Regions from separate parts of the Homo sapiens genome. Here region 2 is linked to region 1. A link is an interaction called in ENCODE POLR2A ChIA-PET data of the cell type or tissue named here. Cell type or tissue: PC-3. All regions are shown on one strand. Each heading gives the region's core, and the rest is flanking DNA. Links, peaks and the distances in the headings are about the cores only.

Region 1 (4,405 bases), core at 244-4,243:
GGGACATTTCCCAAATGTCCTGGTTGCTATATAGTTCTTCTCTCTCCGTTCATTCCAGCTGCTTCTGAATACCAGATTGTTGAAGCTCTTGGGTCCCTGTGACTCACTCTATCCTGGGTCACTCTCCAGATCCCCTTGAATGAGTGGTTCCAGTATTCATGTTCTGGAAGAATGGCATAAGATTTTATCAGACTGTTTTATTATCAGTGCAAACCGGACAATACAGAATTGTACCAACATCTGCAGCAATATACATAGGTGGTCTGAAAATGTCAACACTTTGCAATCCCCAAAACTCACATGTAAGTCCTTCCTTCAGAGTGATTTTCCAAGGTACACAGTTCTGCTGACCAAGGTATAGCTCCTGCCAAAGGATTCAACAACTACAATGTGATTTCTGGATGTGAATGAATTCAGATATTCCTCAGCCATATTTATGCTGGTTAAGGTAGACCTAGGTTCAAATCTTGTCTCAAAGTGCTTAGTATCTGTGTAGCATTAACAAATCACTTTATCTTTCTGAGCTATGGCTCTTTCAACTGTAAAATGGGGATAATAAATACCTATATAGCAAAGTTATTGTAAAATTAATGAATTAATATGTCTAAAGCAGTTAGCATGGTGGCTGGAATGTAATAGGTCGTTAATAGATTATGGCTATTTTTAAAACCCATGACTTGAGCCTGTAATCTTGGAAAAAAGACTCAAAAAGGGAATTCAATGACTCCAAAAGGAACTCAAGGAAATATAAAGAAAATACGTTAAAAAACAATGACAATAGCAAATTCTTCCACAATCCAAGACATTGTTTTGTGTGTGTTGTGTGTGTTATATGAGTGTGTGGTTGGTGGTTGTTTTTTTATTTCCTTCATGTCTGGGCTCAGTAGGGCACAACTAGACCAGATAAGGGAAACATTTTGAGTGAGAGAGAAGGTTGCTTGCAAATGACATCTCAAATCCAAAGAAGAAAGCAAAGTGATAACCCTTAAACATTAAAGTTATGGGGATCGTGTTTTTGAACCATGAGGTGGAACAAGTGACATAACAAACCACCCCAAAAGTTTCTGATTTAAAACAGCTTATCATCATCTGTTGGTCTGATGGATTGACTGGGCTCACCCGGGCAATTCTCGCTTGGGTTCTCTACTGTTGTTGCAGTCCAATAGTGGCCAGAGCTGGAGTCATCAAAGGCTCCTCTGGGCTGGGCATCGAAGATGGCTTCCTCACGGGGCTAACAGTTGATGCTTGCAGTTGGTTGGGAGCTCAGCTGGGGCTGTGATCAACTGGAGCCGTGAGCCATGTCGACTCCATGTGGCTTGGCCGTCTTACAGCATGGTGGCTGGTTCCAAGAGAGTGCATTCCAAGAGCTAGCATTCCAGGAGATTAAACGGGGAGCTGCAAAGCTTCCTATGACCTGGCCTCAGAAGTCACACAGTGTCACATCTGCTATATTTTATTGGTTATACAAAGCCAGCCTAGAGCTGGTATAGGAGGGGATTACTCAATGGCATGAGCACTGGGAAGCCTGGTTCACTTGGGGCTATCTTGGGGACTAGATAGTAAGGCAGCTTTACAAGACCAGATAACATTCCCATCTGGGGTAGGATTTTTGATAATGATTTTCATGTCCATGGGAGAAGGAGTAAAGATGCTTTGTTACCCACTTTTCATAAAATCTAGCTTGTTCTCTTGAATCTTCCACCACTCAACTTCTAGCCTGTGTGCATAGAGTTTTTATTACCCAGTAAGGCCAAAAGAACCCAGCCTTGTCCTTAAGACATGCAGGAAAAATATTAGGTAAGTCACCTTCTCTGTCTCCAAGTGGGCAGATGATATGACTCTCTGTCCTTGGCCAGAGGAGGTGCAACAGCATTCTCGGCACTTCCTTGTGGGTATCTGGAGAAGTGGCCAAAGTGGAGATGGCTCACCTTTAGGTGCACTCACTATGTAAGCTTACTCTGGGCCACAGAGTGGAGATTTTCAGATGAGAAGTTTCATGATCTAAAGAACACACACACACACACACACACACACACACACACACACACACACACAGATTTTGAATGAGGCCTCGAGTGAGGACATGACTTGGTGAGCTTCCCATGCTTGTTAAGTGGTGGGAGAGTGACCACAGCTTTGTTCTTCTCAGTCTTAATCTGATGATCTTCACTGAATCACTCCACCACACTCGTTATAAGGTTTCCCTTTGTTTCTGTAGTCATTCCTGGCACTTAGTTATTTCAGTGTTTATATATAGTGAGACTCTTTGAAAATGCTATAGGTGAGAAACCCAGCCAAATATGTGGAAGTCTTATGGAATATGCCCAAGACTATAGATGTAAAGACCATGCAGGTCTGCTGTGGGATAGAAATGTTAGCTGGAAGCTCAGCCTGATCTCTCATGAATAAGGCCTGGGAGAGTTTCAACACCTTATCTCCTCAAGTTTACTTACATACTCAATAAATAGTTGTTAGATTCCTTCTATGTGCCTGGCACTGCCCCAGGCTGTAGCAATAGATCAATGAAAAAAACTTATAAAGTTCTTGTCCTCTTGGCACTTGCAATCCAATGAGAATATTCCTGAACATTCCCAATGGTGACAGATAGAACCAATCTTTGTTCAGAACAAAGACCATTGGCAAAAATGTGCTTTTTCTCCTCTCCCCACAGAGGGGTTACAGTGGTTAAAATAATTTAAATCAAATTAAATTTAGAAGCATTTGATTTACACATTTCTTCTAAAGTGTGAGACTAATAAGATGATTTTGGAATGGATCTAAAATAAAGAATTTCAGATTAGAGAATTAAGCACAATGAACTACCATGAAATACATTAGCTGGGGAATTAATATTTCATTTTCCAAAAATCATTTTAGAAACAATAGCTCCCTGGCATTGAACTGGAGTCTTTGAAAACTCTGCCTCTCCTTGGAATTCTTGATATGACCTCATATTATTGCATTGTTAAATAATCTCAGCATTTTTTGGGTGTAACTGTTTTAACAAGTTAACACTTGATGCTGTTTATACAACGTGTCCCTTGGAGGAGCAAGACAGAACAGGACTGGGAGATTACAGCATGGGAATGGGATTTAGGCTCGTCACATTTGGTTGACTGAGCAATTCTTATGCTCTGATTTGGCTTATTATGATGCCTACAAGTCACCCTAACAAGTGGCTTAATAATTTGTCAAAAAAGGTATCTGTCATGTACTCAAACCTGTTGTGTATGAATAATCTAATTGAAGTTCACTTTTAAAATGATAATTCAACAAGCATTTATTAAGAACTTACTGCATTCTAAGCAATGTAGTTGATGGAGGTTGCTACCCTGGCAGATCTTAACTCACAAAGGGTCAGAGAAACAGCAGAAAAATGAGTGCTATGATAAAAGTAAGACAAGGAGATGTAATAGGGAGTGAGTGGGGTTACCTTGGCTTTCCAGGGCTTCCGTTTTCTCACTAAGTCTATCATTTAGAGCTGGGACCTAATGGAAGATCTCTAAGGTTCTTTTAGTTCTAACATTTAGTAATCACATGATTTGTGCTATTAGGTTTTTAGAACAGTCACTAGCAATGTCTGTTTTTTAATTAGCACAATATTTAATTGCTTTCTGATTTCAGATACATTTTTTTTCTCTTGTTCTTACAAAAACCCTGCAGAGATGAAGAAGCTGTGGTTTAAGGCAGTTATGTAACATACCCAAGTTCACACGGGCAGTAAAATAGGCTATTAAGCAGGGCCTTAGTGAGTGAAAATTGATTATAATTGGATCAAAACAGCCTTACTTAAAGAAGTTGAACTAATGAGTTCTAATTTCCTTTTAAACACCAAGATTCTGCATTTATGTGTTTTTCAAAAATCACCCTAGAGATGATACTCTGTAAGTCTCATGTCAGAAAAATGATCGAGTGGTATCTATAGGTTACTTTGCTCCCAGCACAGACATGAAGTCTTTTGAGCCCTAATGGAGATATGATAGTGGGCCAAATCTATATAAAAATGACATTCCACACATTGAAAAATAAAAGTGGCTATTGCTGCTGGGAATGCAAAATGAAACAGCTGTTTTGGAAAATGCTTTGATAGTTTCTTATAAATTAAACATACACTTACAAAGTGATCCAGAATTGCTACTCCTAGGTATTTATATCAAAGAAATGAAAACTTATGTATACAAAAGCCTATACACAAATGTTTAGAGTGGATTTATTCATAGTTGCCAGAAATTGGAACAACCCAATGTCTTCAAACTGGGAAATGGATAAACAAACTATGGTGTATTCATACAGTGGAATACTACTCAGTAATAAAAAGAAATGAGCACCCAATACATGCAACAACTTGGAGTTACATCAAATGCATTATGCTAATTAGAGGAAGTCAGACTTAAAATGCTACATA
Region 2 (4,405 bases), core at 183-4,182, 70 kb before region 1:
TTGTGAGATGTTTCCCTGATCAGAGGCCCGAGACTTTAGAGTTCTGAGGTCAGGTTAATGTAGAGAAAATGGCAAGGTCCCTACCCATTCCTACCCATTGATTTGGATGGCCTCTGGCGCTTTTGTTAATTTGCTGTGTGATCTCAGTAAAATCATGACTCCTCTCTGGGCCTTTAGTTTCTCAACAGTAAAATTGGGAGTGGAGCTAGGTGATCTTTTAAATCCCTTCCTTCATTCATTTTCTGCAATTCTTGCCTCTTCCCCATGTTTATCCCTCATATTCAATATGTCAAGATGCCTTCTCTTTTCTTGTTTAAAAATATAGCCTCATTCACTCTATGCCCTCACTTCTCATTGCCAGGGCCACAGCCCACATTCTTACACTCACCTCCCTGGATTTTCACAGCACCTCTTCAGCTGGTCTCTCTGCCTATTGTGCTTTTCTCTCCTTATCCTTCCCAGGTTACCCAAGTAGAATTTTCACTTTTGTTATGCCATTGCCATGCTCAAGAATATTTCACACCTCACCATCGCTTACTGTATCCATTCTAAACACCCCTGCCTGCCTTAAAGTGCTCTGCCATCTTGAACCTACCATACTTATCCATTTTAGTCCCACAACTACCCACCTCCCCAGCATGCGCAGGCTGGCTTCTAGCATCCCATGTATGTACAAAGCTCATTCCCACCCCATCCTGCTTTCCTCCCACTTACATACATCTGCTAAGAACACAAAAAGCAAGCCATCAACTGGGGAGTAATATCCAGAACAAGTATATTAAAAAAAAAAAAGCTCTTTCAACTCAATAATGATAAGATAAATAACCCAATAACAATTGCAAAATGTTGGAATGGACACTTCCATATAAAAAGTATGTAGATGACTAATAAGCATGTGAAAAAGTGATTAACATCGTAAGTCATTAGGGAAATGCACATTGAAACAATCAGATAAAATGGCCTACCTACTTAGAATGGCCCAAATTAAAAAGACTGATAACATCAAGTGTTAGTGAGGATGTGGAGCAACTAGAACTCTCACACATTGCTGGTGGGAATACAAAATGTTACAGCCTCTTTGGAAAACAGTTTGGCAGTTTACAAATAAATCTCAGTGTTTTTCTGAATTGAGGGTTAGTAACTTTTTCTGATCAATAATAATAAAAATAAAACTAGCTTATATCAAAAGCAATTTATTGATTAATAACTGAAAATCTAGGTTTTTTTCTTCAGATATTGCTAAATCAAGGTGTTCAGATGATGTTATCAGAAAGCTATCTTTCCTAAGCTCTGTTTTTATGGGTTGGACTCAATGTCAGGTGGGCTTTCTCCTTGTGGTGGGTGCCACAGCTCCAGGCTGTCATATTCATAGCTTCTAGTCCAGTGAAAAGAAATCACTAAGTGTGCTGATGAGGGTCCTAGAACTAATTCTCATTGGCTTAACTTTGATCATGTGGCCATGGCACTGCATAACCCAGTTGGATTATGCCTGAATTATGTGCTCACTTTTGGAGCTAGGGAGAGAGTCAGCTCCATATAGACTACATAGACTGGGTTCACATGGGTCACATGGCTAATGAAGAAGCCAGGGTTTGAGTCCAGGACTGTCTGATTGCCACTTGTTCTTAGCCACTTCTCTACCTGCCTTCAGTGTTAGAAAACAAATGCATACCGATCACAGAATATTTGAAAAATAGAGAGCTTGCTTTGGCAGCATGTATGCTAAAATCGGAAGGATACAGAGAAGATTAGCATGGCCCCTGTGCAAGGATGACATGCAAATTTGTGAAGTGTTCCATATTTTTGAATAGATAATGAATGGATGCTGGGCTAAATACCTAGGTGATGGGATGATCTGTGCAGCAAATCACCAGGGCACACGTTTACCTATATAATAAACCTGCATATCCTGCACAGGTACCCCTGAACTTAAAATAAAAGTTGAAGAAAAACTAAAAGAAGGATGGAGGAGGGACTTTATCATTCAAAAATATCAATGTCATCAGAGAAAAAAAAAGTCATAAAAAAAGCGTATGGAAATGTTCCCAATGAAAGCAGGCTAAAGACATTTGACAACTAAATGTAGTACTGACCCTAGACTGCATTCTATACTGAAGAAGAAAAGAAGATAAAAAGGATATTACTGATATTACTGGGGCAATTGACAAAGCTGGAATTTAAATAGTAGATTAAAGTATTAATATTAAAACAATTGTTAATCAGCAGCCTGTATTATTAGCAGATTGTGTTGTCTTTAACATACAAAACTTTTATTTTTCAAAAAATTAATATTTCAGTTAAATAATATTTAAATGTGCCTATAAAAAAAGAAAAATTAGAATTTTGGAAAGTAGATGAAAGTATCAAAAAGATTGTTAAAATGACTCAGCAATAACTACCATAGACCTTTTGGTTTATTTTCTTTCAGTTATAAAAATCATACATTTTTTTCGAAGGTAATTTATTCTATATGACAGTTTTTTGTTGCCTTGAATCATCTCTGGTTCTTTTCCAAGGCCCAGCTCAAGTTTTCAAACTTCTTCATGTTGAAATATAACACCATGTGTAAAAGAATGCTGTAAACGGTCAATCCATGTGTAACTATTAGCTGTTTTTCCTATTATAGAATGCATTCTAATTTTCCAGCTTCCTTATTGTTTCTCAGAGAGGTGCCCTTCTGGCTCATGGGATCCGAGGCCTCTGGTGAATTGGCTTGAGCATTCTCACACTCTAGAAGACATCAGAAATACCCAAAGTGCTAATTAAAAACACACACCTCAGAACTCTACTCCTAGATATTTCAAGGTAGAGTAAGTAGAGAGGGGCTCCAGGAATATTATAAAATTCAGCTTTTCATAAAAATGTACCATTAACACATATACACCATAGAATACTATACAGCCATAAAAAAGAATGAGAGCATGTCTTTCATGAGACATGGATGGAGCTGGAGGCCATTATTCTTAGCAAACTAATGCAGGAACAGAAAACAAAATGCCACATGTTCTCACTTATAAGTGGGAGCTAAATGATAAGAACTTATAAACACAAAGAGGAAAACAACAGACACTGGGATCTACTTGAGGGTGGAGGTTGGGAGGAGGGAGAGAAGCAGAAAAGATCACTATTGGGTACTGAGCTTCATACCTGGCTGATGAAATAATCTGTATAACAAACCTCCATGATATAAGTTTACCTAAGAACCAAACCTTCACATGTACCCCGAAACCTAAAATAAAAGTTAAAAAAAAAAGAATGTTGAGGTCAGTAAAGGCTTTAAGAGGATTAAAAAAAATTTACCATTTATATAGAATTGTGCATGAAATCATGTGTACAGTGTGGTGACTTTTCACAAGTGAATATACTCATCGATATTGTTTTATACAGTGGCAATTCATTCATTCTCATTGTTGTATTGGATTTATTTATTTATTTAATTTTTGGGGGATGGGTCTTGCTATGTTGTCCAGGCTGGGCTTGAACTCCTGGGCTGAAACGATCCTCTAGACTCGGCCTCCCAAATAGCTGAGATTGCAGGCATGTGCCACCATGCCCGGTTTGCTGTGTTAAGATTTAATTATATATTATATATACATCATTTACTTGTCCATTCTAGTGTAAATTGACATTTGAATTGTAGCCAAGTTTGGGTTCTTATAAATAGTGCTGTTCTGAATATTTTAGTGGATGTCTTTTGGTCTTAGTGCATGCATATTTTCAGCTTGAATTGACACTGTCAGCTTTCCAAGGATAGAACTTCAGTTTATCTTCACACTTGCAGTATATTCTAGTTGCAGTATATTCTAGGTATTCTACTTGCTCTATATCCTCACAAACACTTGGCTTTATCTGTCTTTTTTTTTTCATTTTAGCCAGTCTGTGTAGTTGTGTTCCATTGTGGTTTTAATTTTCATTTCCCTGATGAGGTGAAACAATTTTCATATATTTATTAGCTGTTTGAATATTGTCATTGGTGAAAAGTTTATTCAAGCCTTTTGCCCATTTTTCTGGTGGGCTGGCTACCTATTTCTCAAAGATTTTTGGCATTCCTTATATATTCTATGTTTGAATTATTTGATAACTATACATACGTATGATCAATATTTTCTTGTACTCTGTCACTTGCTTTTCAGTCTCTTAATTGCATCTTTTGATTAATAGAAGTTTCTAATTTTAATGTATTACTATTTATCCATTATTCCTTTTGAGGGTAGCACTTTTTCCATCCTGTTTAGGAAATCACTGTCAACATCAAGTCATGCAGATATTCTTCTATATTTTCTATAAGTTTTTTTTTGCATAGATATCTTTTTAAAAACAATTATCTAAAAAATTCTGATACAGACAGTTCACATATCACATTTTGCAAAACCTTGCAATTTTCTGCCCTAAGCCTCACAAATCC

What was found. ChIA-PET counts read pairs that join two places held together with the same protein. Peaks named below come from ENCODE experiments on the same cell type or tissue, not always from the same donor. Only the 100,000 strongest peaks of a DNase experiment are listed, where the experiment ranks them.
Region 2: POLR2A ChIA-PET joins it to region 1 with 6 read pairs; 3 of 35 experiments call an interaction of 5 or more read pairs at or near these places.

The regions. Positions count from the first base shown.
Region 1 is chr5:148,985,460-148,989,864 of GRCh38, reverse strand. It overlaps SH3TC2 (SH3 domain and tetratricopeptide repeats 2), which reads left to right. Exons shown (of 17, transcript NM_024577.4): 17 at 1-4,405. Among named protein-coding and RNA genes, the nearest start is that of MIR584, 75 kb to the left of the region's middle. In PC-3, for the core only: no CTCF peak of the experiment used is centred there; a DNase peak (open chromatin) is centred at 2,134; H3K27ac peaks cover 2,974 bases.
Region 2 is chr5:149,054,954-149,059,358 of GRCh38, reverse strand. The region is part of intron 1 of SH3TC2 (SH3 domain and tetratricopeptide repeats 2); the gene reads left to right. It also overlaps the pseudogene RNU6-732P. Among named protein-coding and RNA genes, the nearest start is that of MIR584, 5.3 kb to the left of the region's middle. In PC-3, for the core only: no CTCF peak of the experiment used is centred there; a DNase peak (open chromatin) is centred at 2,548; H3K27ac peaks cover 1,349 bases.